Regions from separate parts of the Homo sapiens genome. Here regions 1, 2, 3 and 4 are each linked to region 5. The links are chromatin contacts, found by Hi-C or POLR2A ChIA-PET in ENCODE. All regions are on one chromosome and are shown on one strand. The core of a region is the stretch at or near the end of the contact, and the rest is flanking DNA. Distances in the headings are between cores, read along the strand shown. Region 1 holds the start of IGF2R (insulin like growth factor 2 receptor). Region 2 overlaps IGF2R (insulin like growth factor 2 receptor). Region 3 has its middle 39 kb from the start of MAS1. Region 4 overlaps PRKN (parkin RBR E3 ubiquitin protein ligase). Region 5 overlaps PLG (plasminogen).

Region 1 (4,476 bases), core at 179-2,678, 770 kb before region 5:
CGCCCGGTTAATTTTTTGTATTTTTAGTAGAGATGGGATTTCACTGTGTTAGCCAGGATGGTCTCGATCTCCTGACCTTGTGATCCGCCCGCCTTGGCCTCCCAAAGTGCTGGGTTTACAGTCGCGAGCCACCGCGCCCGGTCACCACAAACCCTTTTTCGACGTCCACAGTTTACACCTGAGCTCTCCCTTTGACCCACTACAACACTTTCTTTTCTTGGGCAATATATTAATAGCACGGTGGTTATGTCACAGGCCTGTGACTGGCTTGGGCTCAAACCCGGGCTTTTTCACTTACTAGCTGCAAGACTAACTAGTTATTTAATTTCTCCATTCCTCACTTTCCTTATCTGCAAAACGGATGCAATAAAGGCACCCCCTCTTACAGGACTGTTAGGATTAAATGAGCTAAATCACAGTGTCCGAACACTTCAGTACTTCGTACATAATTACTTGCTCAAGAAATGTTAGCTATTATTGGGTCATGATTATTTATATGTGTTTGAATTCCAGCTTTGCCACATCCCAGAGTGTCTTTGAGTAAGTCACTGAGTATCCTTGTGCCTCAATTCCTCATCTATAAGTAGGTTCCCATCTCATAGGTTTTTAAAGATTCATGCTTACATGCTTAGCAGTGTCTGGTATGGAATAAGCACTAAAAAAGATGAGCTTTTATGATGATGATGATTACTATTTTCAGTCATGATTATTTTGTATATTTACTCTAAAAGAAAGTGAATTTTTTTAGTTCAAGACTTTTAGATTCATCGTTCTACTTTCATTGTGGCTAGCTCATGGCCATCCACGTAGTGAATTAATAAAGCTTTGTTGAGTGGCACTTGCTTGACAGCGACACTTTTGTCCACTCTTTCACCTTGCTGGATTTGTGCTGCCTTCCTTGCTGTAGGAAGCCCACGCTTGGGAAATAACATTCCCACAGAAGGTCTGAGAGGCTCTGACGGGCCAAGGTTGTAAACCCCCATGATTTGACTCCACGGGCAGTTAAAGTGTGTTCCCACCCCCCACGGATCCGCTGCCACTAGGCTGTGCGAAGGCATTTACCTCCCTGGCACTTTGATCCAAGTTCCCTATTTTCCCCTACTGGTCGATCGAGGTTGGGAACAGTTGCTCTAACCTGGGAAGCACCCGCCACGATCCAGCAGGGCGCGGTGGGAGGGGAAACTGAGGCCCGGCTAGGCACCCCCGCCGCGCCCAGCCCGCCGAGAGGCTCAGGCCCCGGGAGGCACCTGGAGCCTGCGCCCCGCCCGCGCCGCTTCCTGTCCCGCGCGCTGCGCTCACGTGACCCGGGCCTGGGAGGAGCCGGGGCGGGCGGGGGTCACCTGAACAAGGGAGTCACGTGAGCGGGGGGCGGGGGTGGGGGGGCGGTGCCGGGCGGCTGTCACGTGACGCGGTTCCGGGGCCGCCGCTGCCGCTGTCGCTGTCGCCGAGCCCAGTCGAGCCGCGCTCACCTCGGGCTCCCGCTCCGTCTCCACCTCCGCCTTTGCCCTGGCGGCGCGACCCCGTCCCGGGCGCGGCCCCCAGCAGTCGCGCGCCGTTAGCCTCGCGCCCGCCGCGCAGTCCGGGCCCGGCGCGATGGGGGCCGCCGCCGGCCGGAGCCCCCACCTGGGGCCCGCGCCCGCCCGCCGCCCGCAGCGCTCTCTGCTCCTGCTGCAGCTGCTGCTGCTCGTCGCTGCCCCGGGGTCCACGCAGGCCCAGGCCGCCCCGTTCCCCGAGCTGTGCAGGTGGGTGGCCCGCCCGGACGCAGGCTCCGCTCGCGGTGCCCGGGGTGAGCGGCCGGCGTGGGGGGCGGGGAGCGCTCGAGGAGCTCCTGGGGTCTCCAAGTCGCCTCCGTTCCGCGCCGGGGTCCGCCCCGTTCCCGAGGGAAAGTTGCCTGCGTGGTGTCCGCGAGTCCCGCCGGGTCCCGTGCGCAGGCGGGGGGCGCGGGGGCACACGCGGTCGTGGCGGTCCTGGAGCCCCGCGTCCGGCCACTTGTGGCTGTCGCTGAGTCGGGGGTGGCTTTGTGCGGAGCGGTCGCCCCGGCCCTTGGGGTCGGCGCCTGCCCTCGCGCGGCCGGGCGTCCGGGAAAGTTGGAGGCAGGAACTCCAGTTTGCTTTGTTCCCGCTGCGCGTTTGCATCAGAGTTTCGCCAGCGGGGCACCGGTGAGGCCCCTCGGTGTGGAGAGGCTCACCGGGGCGTTGGAGCCCGCAGGAATGGTCCTGGAGTTGAGTGTTTGTGGTTTCATTTGCTGATTGATTTCCCCCCGTGGGCTCATTTTCTCTTTAAAGAATATATATATATATATATTTTTAGCAGGCGGTGACTTTTGTCTTCTTTAGATTGGGGGCAGGGGGTGTCGTCCAGTGTGAGCTTTCAAGACTTGACCCTTCACTTCTCTGAGCCCAACTTCCTGCCTGGTTGCTCACATGATGTCATTGTCTCCGGGGCGGATTATTCTAGTGGATCTTGCTCTGGGAACCATGATTGTATAACCCATCAGTCCCATCGAGGGCTGTTCACCTCGCGCAACTGCTAGCAGTCCAGGGCCTGGGGAACTTCGAATTTCAGGAATTTTCTGACCATCCTTTTCTGGACTGTTTAGGATGATGGAAAATTCAGCTTTTGTTTATTTTTTTAAACTTTGGTAAAAAGGAAGCAGGATGAAAAGTTTTGAACAGACAACAGTTTCTCCCTGTTACTGTTACTTTTACAAGTTACTTTTACAAGTTACTTTTCAGAGTGAAACAAAGTTGAGCCTACTTTGGGCTGAACTTGGAGTTTGTGGTAGGGTTTATGGGGGGGGTTCTTATTTTTCCCATGCATCAGAGATAGTTTTATTAGCACCCCTGTGTTCAGAACATGCAGAAATTAGTCTAAGGAGGGTGAGGCTGATCTCACGATAGAAACTCTTTGGAAAGGCCCATATTTTTTATGCTCCCTTTTTTGGAAGGGGAAGGGTGGATGGAGGGAGAGTTTGTGACACTAGTTTAAAGACCAGTTAGCTACCCTAAGATACATAGTTACTCCAGTAACTAGTATGATACAGAGAAATGGTGGCAGCTTAAACGAGGTCAGGCTGAGAACAACATTTAGAGGAAGGCATTTTGGAATAATGGCTTCTGTGACCAAAAATAAGAAATTAACTCGCCTGGGCGCGGTGGCTCATGCCCGGAATCCAGCACTTTGGAAGGCCGAGGTGGGCGGGTCACTTGAGTCCAGGAGTTGGAGGCCAGCTTCAGCAACATGGCGAAACCCCGTCTCTACAAAAAATATGAAAATTAGAGCCGGGCGCGGTGGCACACTCCTGTCCTCCCAGTTAAGGGAGGCTGAGGTGGTAGGATAACGTTAGCCCCGCAGGTCGAGGTTGCAGTGAGTTGTGATCGAGTCGAGTTGCACTCTAGTCTGGGCGACAGAGCAAGGCCCTGTCTCAAAAATAAATAAATAAATACAATAAGAAATTAACCCAGCTGGCCTAGTGTGGTTGAAGTCTTGGTCTTGTTAACAAATTGAAGTTTGTTTTCTTCACAGTTAAGATTAAGGTGGCTTCAAGGGCAGACTGATACTTTGGCTGATTGATGGGACCCTTACTTTTGCATTAGGTTAGTCATGGCAGTGTCTTGAACCTGTGTTCACGAACTTCATCTCCAGGTGGAACACGGCCTCTTGGTCTAGTAGGAATGGCCTTTGTATCTTTACGTTTTTCTGGCCACTGTCACACGTGGGCATACTTAGCAAATGCTGAAGAGGTTTCTGAGGTTGATATGCATTGTGAATATAATAAGATCTGCCCTTTGTAGTCTTAGAATATCTTAAAAGTTGTGTTTAATTTTTCTGCCAGATTTTCTTAGGATGACAAATCTGCCAATCATTTCAGAGACGGATTTTCACCCACCTCTTTCCCTGTTACTTCCCTGTAGTTGCACATGCAGACTTCTCCAGAACCACTTGCAATCTCTACTTTAAACCCAACATGTGCCAAGTGAACTTCCTGTCTGTTCCTGTTTTATAATTTTTTGAGGCAGGGTCTCACCGCGTTGCCCAGGCAGAAGTGCAGTGGTGCAGTCATAGCTCACTACAGTCGTGAACTCCTGGGCTCAGGCAGTCCTTCCACCTCACCCTTCTGTGTAGCTGGGATTACAGGTGTGTGCCACCCCACTTGGCTTATTATATATTTTTTAAAATTTTTAATAGAGATGACGTCTTGCTATGTTGCCCAGGCTGGCCTCAAGCTCCTATCCTCAAGTAATCTTCCTGCGTCAGCCTCCCAAAGTGTTGGGATTACAGGCATGAGGCACCATGCTGGGTTTATGTTCCTGTTTTAAACTGATACCTCTCCTTAAATACTTTTTGAAAACTTTTCTTGGGGCGGGGGAGGTTATCAGTCATCTGTACTTTTATGAGATAAAACTGGCTAAAATTTCCGTAAATGTAGCATGTAGTTGAGGAATAGGAATGTAAGTTGATTTTTTTTTTAATTTG
Region 2 (4,134 bases), core at 1,273-3,772, 680 kb before region 5:
ATGGGATTTTGGCGTCTGATGCTTGAAGACACTAATGTGGGGTTTGGTTTTGTGTTGTTTGATGAAGCAAGTCTTTATTCGGGGACCTAGACTTTCCTAGAAAGCTGTTTGCCAGGCGATTTGTATTATATATAAACAAAATCATGTGGAAATGGCTTTTAATGCCCATTTATAGCTGGTATTTACCTAACCAAAAATTGTAAAAGTTTTTTTTTTTTTTTTTGAGACCGAGTTTTGCTCTGTTGCCAGGCTGGAGTGTAATGGCGCCATCTCGGCTCACTGCAACCTCTGCCTCTTGGGTTCAAGTGATTCTCCTGCCTCAGCCTCCTGAGTAGCTGGGACTACAGGGTGCCTGCCACCATGCCCAGCTAATTTTTGTATTTTTAGTAGAGACGGGGTTTCACCATGTTGGCCAGGATGGTCTAGATCTCTTGACCTAGTAATCCACCCGCCTCAGCCTCCCAAAGTGCTGGGATTACAGGCGTGAGCCACTGCGCCCGGCCATTTGTAAAGCTTTTTGCTTGAAAATGTGAATGCGTGTGTGGTTGCAGTTGCCCTTCACTTCTTCCATGTTCTTGAAGGGGACAACTGTGAGGTGAAAGACCCAAGGCATGGCAACTTGTATGACCTGAAGCCCCTGGGCCTCAACGACACCATCGTGAGCGCTGGCGAATACACTTATTACTTCCGGGTCTGTGGGAAGCTTTCCTCAGACGTCTGCCCCACAAGTGACAAGTCCAAGGTGGTCTCCTCATGTCAGGAAAAGCGGGAACCGCAGGGATTTCACAAAGTGGCAGGTACCATTGTTTGTCGTTTTCCTTTTGTTGCAAAGGAATGGAATTAAAATATTAAAATATTTTGCTGAAGATGAATTTTCCCTTGAGTCAGAAACATGAGTGTTCTACTGTAAAAAAAAAAAAAAGCATATTAATGATATTTCGGATTTTGCTTGATTTTCTTAAACAGAGTACATACTGAAGGATGTTGGTAGAGCATGTCTATTTTATTCTTAGTTAGCCATGCCAGTTACTGACTCTAAGGTCATATTTCTCTTCTTTATTACAACGTTGGGACACAGTGAGCTAGCCAGTGTTGGATGTTCTGGGGTAGTACTTGATAGCATTGAGTCACAGGGAATGCATTTAGTACGAGGTTTGGCTGTAGAAATTACAGGGCACGCTGTTGGTCATTCATGCTGTTTCAGCAGTTGGGCAAGATTTAAATACATTTAGGAACTTGTAAAAATGAAGTCAAAGTAGCTGGTGGTGAGTACGTGGACAGCCCTCAGGCACAGTGGAGAAAGTGACATTCCCTTAGGTGATGAGGCTAAGGAATGCCTCATGTCATCATACACGGGTCAGTCTGTGACGTTGCAGCAGCCTTGGACAAGGGGAAGCCTGATTTTATTCCCAAAGTGTAATGTGACAGGAGTGCATGGTATGGTGCTGGGAGGCCAGGGATACTTTGTCTCACACTCTTCAGGGTGTGTGGTGTCACATGTCTTAGGCTAAGTTTGACAGCCTAGGGACCCGAACCAAACCTTGTTTAATGTTCTCCTTCTTTACAGGTCTCCTGACTCAGAAGCTAACTTATGAAAATGGCTTGTTAAAAATGAACTTCACGGGGGGGGACACTTGCCATAAGGTTTATCAGCGCTCCACAGCCATCTTCTTCTACTGTGACCGCGGCACCCAGCGGGTGAGCATGTACCGACGGCCCTCAGCGGGGTCTTCTCCCCACCCTCAGGCTGCTGGGATCATATTAGAAAGAATCTGTCCTCAGATCTCATCAAATCTCCTGGTTAACTGAGTTTAAAATAACCATTTACAGAAAATATGTTGAAACTTTCATCAGTTAGTATTGATTTTCATGAACGTAACCATTCTTTACTATTTTCATTCTTAAAACTCAAAGTATAAACTAAAGTTTTGCATTCTCACTTTTATATATGTGCCTCTTAACTTTTTTAGCCAGTATTTCTAAAGGAGACTTCAGATTGTTCCTACTTGTTTGAGTGGCGAACGCAGTATGCCTGCCCACCTTTCGATCTGACTGAATGTTCATTCAAGTAAGTCCATGGATGTGTTGTCTCTTTTGGACAGACTAACTTGGTATGATTTTGCTTTAATAATTAGTGGTCTTGGGTGCAGGGGATTAGATTAGTCAGTTAATTTACCTAGGACTCGGTTTGCTCATATTAAAATGAGGAGTCGGGCTAGGTTAACTCTCAGCTCCGTCACCACCTGGAGCTGCTGTGGTGACTGCATGGGGAAGGGATTGGAGCTGAAGCAGAGAGTGGACCCCTGGCACTCTTGCGTGATCCACATGTCAGTGAGCAGAGTGGGCCAGGAGCGGTGTGGTGACCCCTGCGATGAAGGGAGGTCTTCGTTGCATGTGATCGTCCACAGAGCTGCTCTCAACAGCTTTGCCAGATCGCCCTCTGGACACCTGGGGTCCCATCCTTAGAGATTTTGGTTTTGTGGGTCTGCGGTTCTGTTTTTTGGAGGGATGCCCTGTGTTCTGCCGTGTGAAACACCCAGTATGAGCCACTTGATCACTGTTGACTTTCCTGGGGGAAAGTGCAGGTGATTCTGTTTCCTTCCGGCCTTTGTCCTGTTGTGTCATCGGTTATTTATGTAGGTGAAATCATCATTTAAGTTTTAGGAACGTATGTAAATGCAAGCATTTAGTAATTTATGTTCAGTGACTTTAAATCATAATTTTAGTAACCTTACCTTTTCCAGTTAACATTTTGTAAATATTTTCATGTGAAACAAATTTGTTTCTCATTTCTACTGGATGGGAAATGTCCTCAGTAGATATCCCCAGTTCACTTAGCAGTTCTCTTTCTGCCATGTGAGGCTGCCTTCAGTTTTCTGATATTTATATACAAGGAATAAAATTTTGATTTTCTTTGCACATAAAGCATTTTTCCTAGAGATATGTGTATGTGTGTGTGTGTGTGTGTGTGTGTGTGTGTGTATATATATATATATATATATATATATATATGTATTTTTTTTGAGATGGAATCTCGCTCTGTCACCCAGGCTGAAGTGCAGTGGCGTGATCTTGTCTCACTGCAACCTCCTCCTCCCTGGTTCAAGCAATTCTCCTGTCTCAGCATCCCTAGTAGCTGGGATTACAGACACCACCATGCCTGGCTAATTTTTGTGGTGTTTTTTTTTTTTTTTTTAATGAGACAGAGTCTTGCACTGTCGCCCAGGCTGGAGTGCAGTGGCGTGATCTCGACTCACTGCAACCTCCGCCTCCCGGGTTCAAGTGACTCTCCTGCCTCAGCCTCCCGAGTAGCTGGGATTACAGGCGCCCGCCACCACACCTGGCGAATTTTTTTGTATTTTTAGTAGAGATGGGGTTCCACTATGTTGGCCAGGCTGGTCTCGAACTCTTGACCTCGTGATTCGCCCGCCTTGGCCTCCCAAAGTGCTGGGATTACAAGTGTGAGCCACTGAGCCAGCCTATTTTTTGTATTTTTAGTAGAGACAGGGTTTCACCATGTTGGCCAGGCTGGTCTTGAACTGCTGACTGCAGGTCATCCTCCGTCTGCCTTGGCCTCCCAAAGTGCTGGGATTATAGGTGTGAGCCACTGCGCCCGGCCTTCCTAAAGATATTTTTATGCTAAGTTTTTAAAAGTAGAATTAAATCAGAGGAGAATTTTATAATCTCATAATAAAAGTTAATATATGTCTATTGTAATTGAGAGTCCAAAAATATTAATAGATGAAATTACCCACCCTCACCTCTCCCTCCCCAACCCCTAGCTTCACTCCACTTTTTACTGTTTCTTCTTGTGGTTCTTTTTGGAACCTTCTATAACTCTAAACCTCTGTTTGTCAGCTTCTAATGGTGTCTGTTGACTCTCTTTTAAAAGATGAAAGCTGTCCTCACCTGTGCTGTTCTCCTCTCCTCTTTCCTCTGCCTTGGCTTTGTTAGTTCTATTTCTGTTTCTTCTGTTGACTACTTTTAGAGCATTTGGTGATATTCACTAAGCTCTGTTCTTGTCCCATCACCTTCAGGCAGCTTTCCCTTCCTGCCACCTGCCCCTGGTTTGGGCACTCCTCCTCTCGTGCGTGCAGTACTGCAGCTGCCACTCCGAGGTCTCCTTGCCATGTC
Region 3 (4,339 bases), core at 1,145-3,644, 810 kb before region 5:
GTTGTATGTTATATTATTATATATAACATATATAAATATATATTATATATAACATATATAAATATATATTATATATAACATATATAAATATATATTATATATAACATATATAAATATATATTATATATAACATATATAAATATATATTATATATAACATATATAAATATATATTATATGTAACATATATAAATATATATTATATGTAACATATATAAATATATATTATATGTAACATATATAAATATATATTATATGTAACATATATAAATATATATTATATGTAACATATATAAATATATATTATATGTAACATATATAAATATATATTATATGTAACATATATAAATATATATTATATGTAACATATATAAATATATATTATATGTAACATATATAAAATATATTATATGTAACATATATAAATATATATTATATAACATATATAAATATTATATATTATATAACATATATAAATATTATATATTATATATAACATATATAAATATTATATATTATATATAACTTATAAATATTATATATTATATATAACATATAAATATTATATATTATATATAACATATAAATATTATATATTATATATAACATATAAATATTATATATTATATATAACATATAAATATTATATATATAACATATATAAATATTATATATATAACATATATAAATATTATATATATAACATATATAAATATTATATATATAACATATATAAATATTATATATATAACATATATAAATATTATATATATATAACATATATAAATATTATATATATAACATATATAAATATTATATATATAACATATATAAATATATATAAATATATGTTATATAACATATATTGTGTGAGTACACATACAGAATATATATAGTGTGTGTATATATGTATAGATACCTGTGTATATAATATATTAGAATATGTGCAGTTATCCACTGCATAATGACATTTTGGTCAATGATGGACCTCATATATGATGGTGATTTCTTAAGATTATAATGGAGCTGAAAAATCGCTATTGCTTGGTGACATCATTGCTTCTGTAATGTTGTAATGCAACACTTGATTCATGTGTTTGTGGTGCTGCTTGTGTGTACAAGCCTACTGAGCTGCAATCATATAATAGTATAGCATATACAGTTATGTAGAGTACACAATACTTGATAATGATAATAAGCAACTATGTTACTGGTTTATGTATTTACCATACTATACTTTTTATTGTTATTTTAGAGTGTGCACCTATTTATTAAAAAATTAACTATAACACAGCCTCAGGCAGGCCCTTCAGGAGGCATCCAGAAGAAGGCATTGTGACCATAGGAGACGACAGCTCCATGTATGTTATTGCCCCTGAGGACCTCCCAGTGGGACAAGATGTGGAGTTGGAAGACAGTGATATGGATGATCCTGAACCTACATGGGCCTAGGCTAATGTGTGTGTCTGTGTCTTAGTCTTTAATAAAAAGTGAAAAAAAAATTTTAATAGAAAAAAGCTTATAGAATAGGGATATAAAGAAAGTATTTTGTATAGCTGTACAGTATGTTTGTGTTTTAAGCTGAATATTATTACAGGAGAGCCAAAAAGTTACAAAAAAATTAAAAAGTTTATTAAGTGAATAAGTTACAGTAAAGTAAGGTTAATTTATTATTGAAGAAATAAATGTAGTGTTCCCTAAGTGTACAGTGCTCATAAAGTCTATCATAGTGTGCGGTACAGTCCTAGGCCTTCACATTCACTCACCACTCACTCACTGACATCAGAGCAACTTCTAGTCCTGCAGGCTTCATTCGTGGTAAGTGCCCTGTACAGGTGTACCACTTAAATAACTTTTAAAATACCCTTCACTCTGATGTTTGCATAATGACAAAATCGCCTAATGACATAGCCCTGTAGTTAAGTGACACATGACTGTATATACATTCTATCATGTATGTACATATATGACATTATGTTAATATAAAGACTAATACAGCGTAGTTCATAGGAACAAGGTTCATCTTACCTGTGGCTTAGCAGATGTTGGGCACAGTTTTGTGGGCTATGTAAAGTAGGTAGGCTCCAAATTGCCAAAAATAGATTTCTCTGGACTATATTTAAAGCAATCAATGTGGAAGAATTTGAGTTTGGTGCCAGTGGGCTTTGAGCTAGTGGTCTAGCCTGCTGTGAAGGCCTAAACAACATTGTAGGCCAACACACGAGGCCACGTCTGGCTCATTTATATAACTGCTATGGAGGAAAAAGAGGAGAGTCTTTCATCAGTAAACATCTCAGTAGCTAATGGTGCTTTCCCTAATTCTGGGGTTCTTTCTATTACGAGGTGGCAATGAGCTTGCGGTTGTATGTTTGCTGTAAACTCTTTGTCACCCTTGCTTGTCTACACCACACCAGGCTGGAGAGGGAAGCGAGGGCTCAGGTAACGGTGGCAGCAGTTATAAAAATAGCTGAATCCTCTCGGCCACCATCCCCGTTCTGGATTTTCCCTGGCAGAGTTCCAGGCGGTTCCACGTGCTTTCCCTGGCTAGCAGCCAGTTTAGTGCACCCACTACAGCCACTGGTGTGTTTGCTTAAAAATGTTTTTCTTGTTTTCTGATTAAAATATGTGAAATGCTTATCATAAATCATCTGGGAACAGGAAAATAGAGACTTAAAAGTGACCTATATCATAGATAAGTGCTAACACTTTGATGTACTTTTTCTTAGTCTTTTAAAGGGCATGTTTATAATATTGAACATCATTACTGCTTTGTATTCAGGTTTTTGCACCTAAGTTAAGTCATATGCCTTTCCTGTGTCATTAAATATGTTTTTGAAGCATATTTAATGCTAGCATGAAATTACACTCTATGGTCATAGTATGTTTGTCCAGTTATTGGACATTCAGGTTGGTACCCAACTGGCCCACTGGTAGCCAATGCTGCAGTTGCTACTGGGGCCCAGGCCACCCCTGCTGCTGTGCCTCCAGATGAGACTGGAAAGGGCTCCTGCCCCATCAGTGTTCACACTCCTACACATCAAAGTAAAAAGCTCTTTCTTGGTTTCTTTCTGCATCTCTGATCTTATGACATTTCATTAAGCTCATTCTATCAAAAGAATACAAACCTTCTCTCTGAGAACTGGTGAAACTTCCAAAAGCCAATAAAAACAAACTGGTTTGGAAAAGGAGAGAAAGCCTGGGCTGAAAAAAGGCTACAAGGGTGACAACTGAGGCACTGTCTCAATAAGGACACTGTGCAGAAACTTGATGTGTTCAGGCTAAATTTATGCCAGAGCCCACAGTGGGCCACTTCACACCTGTGGCTGTTATTAAAGAAGAAAAATAACAAATGTTGGCATGGATGTGGAGAAATCGGAACCCTCATAGATACCAGTTGCTGGTGGGAATGTAAAACGGTATGGTTGCTGTGAACACATGGAGTGGTTTCTCAAAAAGTTAAACATAGAATTACCATATGAACAACCAGTTTTACTCATAGGCATATACCCAAAAGAGCTGAAAGCACGGACTTGTACACATACTTATACATCAATGTTCATAACAGCATTATTCACAGTAGCCAAAAGGTGCAAACAAACCAAACACGTGTCAACGAGTGAATGGATCAGCAAAATGTGAAATATACAATGGAATATTATTCAGCCTTAGAAAGGAAGTTCTGACACACGCTATGACATGGATGAACCTTGAGGACAATATGCAAAGTGAAATATGCCAGTCATAACAGGACAAATGCTGTATGCCTCCACTTATATGAGGTCCCTGGAGTACTCAAATGCATAGAGACAGAAAGTAGAATGCTGGTTGCCAGAGGCTGGAGGGAGGAGGAAGTGGGGAGTGAGAGTTTAATCATTACTGAGTTTCATTTTTTCAAGATGAAAAAGAGTTCTGGAGATGGATGATGAAGACAGTTTTACAACAACGTGAATGTCCTTAACGCCACTGAATGGTACATTAAAAATAGTTAAGATGGTACATTTTATGTTATGTATACTTTATGTTATGTATATTTTATATATAATAAAAAGACAAGAACAACACAGTGGGTTGCACAGCAGCAGGGGTGGAGCCAGAGGCTGGAATCTATTAGAAAAGTGAAAGACTGAAAAAAAAGTCAAGGTTGACTGAAGTCCCAGGACAGGGATTATGCCCATCTTGTTAGTATCATATCCTCCAATCTAGACTAGCACCTGACATCTAGCTCAAGGTTTAGTGAATAAATGAACTAAGCTGGAAAAGATAAGCACAAGCTCAGGGGGCAAAGTAAGTCCACTGTGCCAGTTATTATGTTATCCCTCAATAAGCAGCTGTCTATGCTC
Region 4 (4,114 bases), core at 627-3,126, 660 kb after region 5:
CAGAAAAGTATATGTTTCTGTAAAGTCATAAAAAGGGGGACTAATTCTTCTCTTACTGGGATGGTCTGATATACGTTTAATGTTTTATATTTTCATTGAAGGCAGGAAGATAGACTAAATGATAACATTGCTTCCCACCTTCTCCTCCAGCTCTGACTCTTTAAACTGAATGCTGATTTATCTCTCCAAATATCTCACAGGCCTTTACTTTATTATGGGCCAGGAACAAATGGCAGTGGGTGAAATAGGCTTGGTCACACAGTGACAAGATTTACAATGGGATTTGGGGGAAAAGTCATTAGTCGTCATTTGCCATCCTGTGTTCATGCCCCTCTTTTTCAAAATTGCTGTTTAAAAGTGGGTCTGACTGGGCATGGTGGCTCATGCCTGTAATCTCAGCACTTTGGGAGGCTGAGGCAGGTGGATCAATTGAGGTCAGGAGTTCGAGACCAGCCTGGCCAACATGGTGAAACCCCGTCTCTACCGAAAATGCACAAATTAGCCAGGCATGGTGGCACACATCTGTAATCCCAGCTACTTGGGAGGCTGGGGCAGGAGAATTGCTTGAACCCAAGATGTGCAGGTTGTAGTGACCCAAGATCGTGCCATTGCACCCCACTCCAGCCTGGGTGACAAAGCAAGACCCTGTCTAAAAAATAAAATAAAATAAAAATTAAAAATAAATAAATAAATAAATAAATAAATAAATAAATAAATAAATTTGGGTCCACCATAATCAGCATTTTGGGCCAGCTTCCAGGAGAAAGGGAAGGGAAACTGAGGGTCCATGAGTGCTCACAGCCAGGCAGGCTCGTGTTCCAAGTCTCGTACCCGTTGGGCCATTTGAGAAGTGGCAACAGGGGATCAGCAGAAGGGTTAACTGCCAAGTCTATGCCTGTTCCTACCAATTTGGCAGTCCAAATAGATTTTTCTTTTAAAGTAGACTTTTGCTCCCACTAATTTGGAAAATGATGCTTTTCTTTGCTGAAGAGGAATGTCAAGTTAATTTCAAGGATCTAAAATAAACATATATCTGACACTGGCTCAGCATGGGAGTAAACCCACCTCCTTAAGAGCACTGGGAAAGAACCTGATAAGGGAAGCTGGGGATTGGTCTGTGGATGGAAATGACCCTCACAATCTCCTGGCTTTATGTTTTGTTCCTTTATACATACGTATATATATACACATATATACACACACATATATATACATATATACACACATATATATACACATATATATACATACATATATACACACATATATACATATACACATATATACATATATATATATACACACACTTGATTTGAGGTGTTGGTTTACAGTAAAATCTTCCCACTTAGCATCTACTTTTCTCAATTTTTTTCAAAGTCATGAAGTTTAGTTTGATGTTATCTAAAAGGGTGCTGATCCACTATGGGCACATTTTAGCTATTTTTCTCAAATCCACCAAAAACGTAAGGTGGTTGCTTTCAAGTTCTTCTTTTAGGGCGAGATGTCTGCTCAGTATATAGAAACTTTTTAAATGCTTCAATCACTGTAACTTGATAGGAACTTCCTATTTTGTTTCTTTGAATGGTACCCTAAGTTCTGCTTTATAATATCAGTAACCACAGGATTTTGAGTGCAATGCTCTATATAGCACAACAAAGTGGCTTCTTAGTATTAGCCCGAAGGAAATATGTTTTGGGTTAATGGCAATACAGTGACTTTCAACAAAAACTCCTTTGGCCCCAGTCATTTCCATTCTCTGCAGGCAAAATGGATCCTTCTCTCTTTGTGTTCAGTGATGAGCAAGCATTTCAAATGTACATACAACTTGTTTCTGTCAATCAGTGATTCACGCCGAGTCATGTTCAATCATGTTACCACAATCTGGAATTTGCAAATCTGTAAGCATTTCTCAGGCAATGAATTATGTCAACACAATTGCACCATCATTGATGGACTTGGAAATGCAGACAGAACTGAAGAGGAGCGTCTCGGCACTGCTGCTACGGGTAAGGACAGAGCTTCTTGCTGACTTGGAAACATCATGAGCTTAGGCCAGCCAAGGTTTAGGCTCGTTGGATATTTTTAACAAAATGGGACTTCAGAGAAATTTAATTAAGATTTATTTCAAATTAAGATCACCAAATTATATTTACATAAAAGCCTCTATAATGAGTATGCTATATTTGTCATTAAAATGTCTTTATATTTTTATAAATATGGTTTCACAATTTTTTACAGAGTCATAATCTACATGGAAAACAAAAAGTCATACCAAAATTATAACTGCTAAGAGAGATGTTAATGGTAATTAATCATGAGTGAGTCATAAATATAGAAACGCACTGACTTGATAAATAAGAAACAATATTGCTTCTCATTTGGCAAAGCTGAAAAGGGAGGGGCTGGGGAAGGGGGCAGCTGCACTCGGTGGGAGGCTCTGCACACTGGCACAATTGTTTGCTGGGAGGTAATTTAACAGGACTGAAATGCCTCCATTCTAAGATGACATTAATGGTAAAAAGCACCTTCAATTTAATAGTGGCTTGACCAAAGAAAGAAAAGCTCCATCATACTACCATTGTAAACATCCACATCAATTTACAATATCCTGATTTCAGAAATGTTAAAATACACAAAAAGGTACTTCTTAGAGTTGAGGATAAGTGTTGGATGCAAAGCTGTCAGGCCTCTGAGTCGAAGCTCAGCCATTATAACCCCTGTGACCTGCACATATACGTCCAGATGGCCTGCAGGAGCCAAGAAGTCTGAAGCAGCCAAAGAAAAACCACAAAAGAAGTGAAACAGCCAGCTCCTGCCATAACTGATTGACCAACCTTATGACATTCCACCATTATGACTTGTTCTGGCCCTGCCCCAACTGATCAGTTGACCTTGTGACATTCTTCTTTCGGACAATGAGTCTTATGATCTCCCCACCATGCACCTTGTAATCCCCTCCTCTGCTAACAATAGATAACCTCCTTTAACTGTAACTTTCCACTGCCTACCCAAGTCCTATAAAGCTGCCCCTCTCCTATCTCCCTTCGCTGACTCTCTTTTTGGACTCAGCCCACTTGCACCCAAGTGAATAAACAGCTTTATTGCTCACACAGAGCCTGTTTGGTGGTCTCTTCACATGGACAGGCTTGACAAAAGCTTTAAAAACATGCACATGCTTTGACTCTCTAACTTCCTCTTCTAGGAATTTTTCTTTTTAGAGAAAAGTCAGGAACACAGGAAAAATTCGGCCGTGGGAAAATTATCATCATTCCGCAAGATACACATTTACATAAGTCATGGCACACCCTGACAAATGGTCATCATTAAACATGGCGTTAGAGAAATGCAAAGATGTTTGTGACACACAATTAAGGGTGAAAAACTGGTAAAAAAAAAAAAAAAAAAAGCCCATCAGCATAAACTCGTCTCTGTTAAAATTGCGGACATGTGGGTTTGCGTATACATGTAAAACGTATCTAGAAAGCTCTACAGCAATGAGTCAAAAATCCCATGTCCAGCCACGTGGGATTATGTTTGTTTTCTAGGTTTTCCTTTTTTTTTTTTTTTTGGTACAATTTACTGACATTGTCTAATGAGTATGTATTACTTTTGTAATAATAAAAACTCTTTCATTTTTCCACTTAACAATATTGAGGGCTGATGAGCCTGTGCCATGGGTCAGGGGGTCGGCGAGGCTGATACCGGGAGTGGACATGTGTGGAATGCAAGTAGGATCTGCAGGAAGAAAACAGTTGTGGGAATGCTGTTGGTGGCAAGATCTGCTGTGTATGTTTTGTCCCCATACAATGTCACTAGAAACCATTCATGGGCATTAAAAAAGAATCCACAATGACATCTCTTTTCATTATTTCATTAAAATAAAACATTAGGAAATAGCCAATGAAATCTTATCTAAAATGAGGTGGACTTTGCCCATTTATATGCTATCCCCCCAAGTAATTCACAAGCATGCAGCAAGACTTGCAGATGCTGTATTAAGGAGGCCACATTTTAATTTTAATTTTTATTTTTTGAGACAGAGTCTCGCTCTGTTGCCCAGGCTGGAGTGCAGTGGTGCAATCTCAGCTCACTGCAACCTCTGCCTCCTGGGTTC
Region 5 (4,465 bases), core at 1,719-4,218:
CTGCCACATGCTAGCTGTGCTCTTGAGAAAGGCAGCAGGACTCCGTTTTCTCATGTGGAAAAAGAGTTGAAATGAGGTACTCTGTTACTCCTAGAACTCACTTAATGTTCACCAGTTCATACACATTCATGATCAGAGAACGATTCAGTTATTCCAGGCTGACAATTCCCCCTTCATCATAATATGTTTAAGAGAATCATATAAGACTATATTTGTTTCAAAGCACTTTAAAAACCACAAGATCGAGTTGGGTGTCTGGTGTGGGTGCCTGTAATCCCAGCTACTTGGGAGGCTGAGGCAGGAGGGTCACTTGAGTCCCGGAGTTTGAGGCTGCAGTGAGTTATGATCGTGTCACTGCATTCCAGCCTGGGCGACAGAGTAAGACACTGTACCAAAAAAAAAAACACCAAAAAAACAAAAAACAAACAAAAAAAAAACAACTTCACAATGTCAAAAAAATCACAAATACAGTTTATAAATGTAAATTATATTATTATTATTGTCTTCTTTGATTTGATTTTCTCTTTCCTGTTGAAATGTTGTTTCACTAAGCCTGACAAAGTGAAACATTTGCTTATGTCACTCATTTAGTGCTGTTTGGAGCCAGATACTAGTTGAGTCAGCTAAGAAACAGCTATTTGTAGGAGAAGCAGGTTTGGGACAGGTGACAAGGCACGCAGGGCGCTCGCTGTGCTGGTGGTTCTGGAAGACAGGGTGTCAGTGTGGACAGGGATGAGCATGGCCTGGATGAGAAGGCACGGGGCAGGAGCCTGAGCTGCTCTCCTGGGCCTGGCCACAAGCCCAGGGCAGCTTCTCTGGGTCTGTGAACTGAGGGGTGATGTCCTGGGATGCTCTGACACTCTAGAAGGAGAGAAGAGCCTTTCCAGCTCAGCCTTTATAAACAGTAGCTGATCTCCCTCCTGCTCCCCAGTGTCCTCCCCGCCATCCCAGCAAATGTGCAAATAGAAGGTCCCCGTTCCTCATGATCCTCAGAGAGCTGGGGTGTTCTGATGGCTTGAACAAGTAATTTGGAAATTTTGGGTTTTGGAGGAGTTCTCTGATAGGCTGATACATTTCGAGTTTAGAGTTCCCACCCCACATCCCCACACCCCGAGTCTAGGGCATTTAGTGCTCCACCAGGGAACCTGTAGAGTGAGGACGTCTGCATGACAGGCTGGGCCTTCTGATGATGCTCAGAAGCAGAAAGTGTGCCTGCTTCAAAGTTGGTGACGATGATGTTTCTTGATCAGAATAGGGCATTTCTTATTTCCAATCCTTTATCCTCTTGAACTTACTAAAGTAGAATCAGGTCTAAAAACCGGAGTTCTAATGTTTGAGAGTCCCTGGGACTCTAAAGTATATGAATGTTCTTTGAAAACAAATACCATTTTGTTCAAGCAAAAGGCTTATTTCCAATCCTCTTTCATTTGGTATCAAGTATTTTACTGGATTCTTACAACTATGGCGTAGTAACATTCACTGAGGAGGAAATGGAGGATCCAAGGATGGAGCAAGTTGCTCTGGGCACACAACACATTTGCAATTTTACAGCCTCTTGGTGGCATCTCAGTCAGACATTCCATGCACTGATCAATGCCCTATTCGATTAATGTAAAAGGACACACTCAGCATGAGATTCCAGTTGTGCACAGAATATACATGAGAAGTGCGCCTTTGTCATCCCTACTTTCAAAGGTGAAGGCCACCAGCAGTATCTTGCATGCAACTGATGCCTTTCAAATGAAACCTTACATCTGCATAGTCCATAGACAACCACAGGCAAATGTGAGGGTGAAACTCTGTGTTCTACGTTGCTCTGTGTCAGTGAAGCAAGGCAGTGCCAGTTCAGAGGGCTCTGGGGCCTCAAGACAGGGATGACTGGTTGTGGGTACTGCAGCTGCGAGCAGAGCAGTCAAACATAACTGCTGATGCTTTTCTTTCAGTCCTGCCGTCATCACTGACAAAGTAATCCCAGCTTGTCTGCCATCCCCAAATTATGTGGTCGCTGACCGGACCGAATGTTTCATCACTGGCTGGGGAGAAACCCAAGGTGAGATAAATTCCATTGCCCACATAACGAATTGGTTTTGACCTACAGTCCATGTGACAAAATGATCATTTTGGAGAAAGCTGTGCAAATTCCTATCCATGAATGTGGTCCACCCCACTCCTGATTTTGCCTGGGCACCTGTCTATGTCTTAATCAGTCTTCAAGGCACATGATCAAAGGGAGGAAAACTGTGTCTTTGAGTCTCTCTCTCTCTCTCTGTTTTCAGAACATTTTTATTTCAATTAATTAATTTTTAACTTTTATTTTAGGTTCAGGGGTACATGTGCAAGTTTCTTGTATATGTAAACAGTGGTTTGTCATGCAGATTATTTTGTCACCTAGGTACTAACCCTAGTACCCAATTCTTAGTATTTCCTGCTCCTCTCCCTCCTCCCACTCTTCTCCCTCAAGTAGGCCCCAGTGTCTGTTGCTCTCTTCTTTGTGTCCATGAGTTCTCATCACTTAGCTCCCACTTATAACTGTGAACATGTGGTATTTGGTTTTCTGTTCCTGTGTTAGTTTTCTAAGAATAACGGCCTCCAGCTCCATTCATGTTCCTGTAAAAGATATTACCTCATTCTTTCTTATGGCTAAACAGTATTCCATGGTGTATATGTACCACATATTCTTCATCCAATGTGTCATTGATGGTCATATAGGTGATTCCATGTCTTTGCTACTGTGAATAGTGCTGCAATGAACATTCATGTGCATGTGTCTTTAGGGTAGAATGATTTATATTCCTCTAGGTATATCGCCAGTAGTAGGATTGCTGGGTTGAAAGTTAGTTCTGCTTTTAGCTCTTTGAGAATCACCATACTGCTTTCTACAGTGGATGAACTAATTTACAGTCCCACCAGCTGTTAGTGTTCTCTTTTCTCTGCAACCTTGCCAGCATCTGTTATTTTTTGACTTTTTAGGAAGCCATTCTGGCTGGTGTGAGATGATTTTTCATTGTGGTTTTGATTTGCATTTCTCTAACGATCAGTGATATTGAGCTTTTTTTCATATGTTTGTTGGCCACAGGCATGTCTTCTTTAGAAAAGTGTGTTAGTGTCCCCTGTCCATTTTTTAATGGGGTTTTTTTTTTCTTGTAAATTTGTTTAAGTTCCTCATAGATGCTGGATATTAGACCTTTTTCAGGTGCATAGTTTGCAAATATTTTCTCCTGTTCTCTAGGTTTTCCCTTTACTCCCTTGAGAGTTTCTTTTTCTGTCCAGAAGCTCTTAAGTTTAATTAGATCCCATTTGTCAATTTTTGCCTTTGTTGAGATTGCTTTTGGCATCTTCATGAAATTTTTGCCCGTTCCTATGTCCAGGATGGTGTTACCTAGGTTGTCTTCCAGGATTTTTGTACTTTTGGATTTTACATTTAAGTCTTTAATCCATCTTGAGTTGATTTCTGTATATGGTGTAAGGAAAGGGGTCCAGTTTCCATCTTCTACATATGGCTAGCCAGTTACCCCAGCACCATTTATTGAATAGGGAGTTATTTTCCCATTGCTTGTTTTTGTCAGCTTTGTTAAAAATCAGATGTCTGTAGGTGTGTGGCCTTATTTCTGGGCTCTCTATTCTGTTCCACTGGTCTACGTGTCTTTTTTTTTTTTTTTTTTTACCAGTACCATGCTGTTTTTGTTACTGTAGCCCTGAAGTATAGTTTGAAGCCAGGTAATGTGATGTCTCCAGCTTTGTTCTTTTTGTTTAGGATTGCCTTGGCTATTCTGGCTCCTTTTTGGTTATATATAAATTTTTGAAGTAGTTTTTTAATAGTGCTGTGAAGAATATCATTGGCAGTTTGATAGGAATAGCAATGAATCTGTAAATTACTTTGGGCAGTATGGCCATTTTAATGATATTGATTCTTCCAATCCATGAGCATGGGATGTTTTTCCATTCATTTGTGTCATCTCTGATTTCTTTGAGCAGTGTTTTGTAATTCTTATTGTAGAGATCTTTACCTCTCTGGTTAGCTGTATTCTTACATATTTTATTCTTTTTGTGGCATTTGTGAATGGGACTGTGTTCCTGATTTGCCTCTGGGCTTGGCTGTTGTTGGTGTAAAGGGATGCTAGTGATTTTTGTACATTGATTTTATATCCTGAAACTTTGCTGGAGTTGATTATCAGCTGAAGGAGCTTTTGGGCTGAGACTATGGGGTTTTCTAGACATAGAGTCATGTCATCTGCCAACAGGGATCGTTTGATTTCCTCTCTTCCTATCTGGATGCCCTTTATTTCTTTCTCTTGCCTGATTGCTCTGACCAGGGCTTCCAATACTATGTTGAATAGGAGTGGTGAAAGAGGGCATCCTTATCTTGTGCCAGTTTTCAAGGGGAATGCTTCCAGCTTTTGCCCATTTAGTATGATGTTGGCTGTGGACTTGTCATAGCTGTCTCTTATTATTTTGAGATATATTC

Evidence for each region. A loop is a pair of places that touch in the nucleus more often than their neighbours do. ChIA-PET counts read pairs that join two places held with the same protein, here RNA polymerase II (POLR2A). Pooled maps may share reads with other maps.
Region 1: a loop to region 5 is called in a map of OCI-LY7, with 5 times the contacts of the local background. The contact joins the promoter of IGF2R here to the enhancer-like site in region 5. A Hi-C loop is called at or near these places in 1 of 168 maps with a recorded cell type or tissue (OCI-LY7), 9 of 37 single-sample maps with no recorded cell type and 5 of 50 pooled maps.
Region 2: a loop to region 5 is called in a map with no recorded cell type, with 4 times the contacts of the local background. The contact joins two enhancer-like sites. A Hi-C loop is called at or near these places in 2 of 37 single-sample maps with no recorded cell type and 4 of 50 pooled maps.
Region 3: a map with no recorded cell type shows a loop between it and region 5 (8-fold over the local background). The contact joins two enhancer-like sites. A Hi-C loop is called at or near these places in 4 of 37 single-sample maps with no recorded cell type and 3 of 50 pooled maps.
Region 4: a loop to region 5 is called in a pooled map, with 8 times the contacts of the local background. The contact joins two enhancer-like sites. A Hi-C loop is called at or near these places in 5 of 50 pooled maps. POLR2A ChIA-PET finds 5 or more read pairs at or near these places in 2 of 52 experiments (MCF 10A and OCI-LY7).

What each region holds. Positions count from the first base shown.
Region 1 is chr6:159,967,654-159,972,129 of GRCh38, forward strand. It overlaps IGF2R (insulin like growth factor 2 receptor), which reads left to right and starts at 1,429. Exons shown (of 48, transcript NM_000876.4): 1 at 1,429-1,742. The coding sequence starts at 1,594. RefSeq lists silencers at 990-1,609, 1,620-1,899, 1,920-2,049.
Region 2 is chr6:160,062,834-160,066,967 of GRCh38, forward strand. IGF2R (insulin like growth factor 2 receptor) reads left to right here. Exons shown (of 48, transcript NM_000876.4): 27 at 582-797; 28 at 1,568-1,698; 29 at 1,971-2,068. Among named protein-coding and RNA genes, the nearest start is that of SLC22A1, 57 kb to the right of the region's middle. Within about 2 kb of position 2,523, at least 4 of the 41 ENCODE cell types and tissues checked have a DNase peak (open chromatin) inside an H3K27ac peak, as active enhancers do.
Region 3 is chr6:159,927,582-159,931,920 of GRCh38, forward strand. No RefSeq gene overlaps it. Among named protein-coding and RNA genes, the nearest start is that of MAS1, 39 kb to the left of the region's middle. RefSeq lists enhancers at 3,923-4,002, 4,263-4,339. Within about 2 kb of position 2,395, at least 4 of the 41 ENCODE cell types and tissues checked have a DNase peak (open chromatin) inside an H3K27ac peak, as active enhancers do.
Region 4 is chr6:161,404,931-161,409,044 of GRCh38, forward strand. All of the region lies in intron 9 of PRKN (parkin RBR E3 ubiquitin protein ligase), which reads right to left. Among named protein-coding and RNA genes, the nearest start is that of AGPAT4, 130 kb to the left of the region's middle. Within about 2 kb of position 1,877, at least 2 of the 41 ENCODE cell types and tissues checked have a DNase peak (open chromatin) inside an H3K27ac peak, as active enhancers do.
Region 5 is chr6:160,739,368-160,743,832 of GRCh38, forward strand. PLG (plasminogen) reads left to right here. Exons shown (of 19, transcript NM_000301.5): 17 at 1,944-2,050. Among named protein-coding and RNA genes, the nearest start is that of PLG, 39 kb to the left of the region's middle. RefSeq lists an enhancer at 2,991-3,060. Within about 2 kb of position 2,969, at least 2 of the 41 ENCODE cell types and tissues checked have a DNase peak (open chromatin) inside an H3K27ac peak, as active enhancers do; they include OCI-LY7, where a contact is called at or near this core.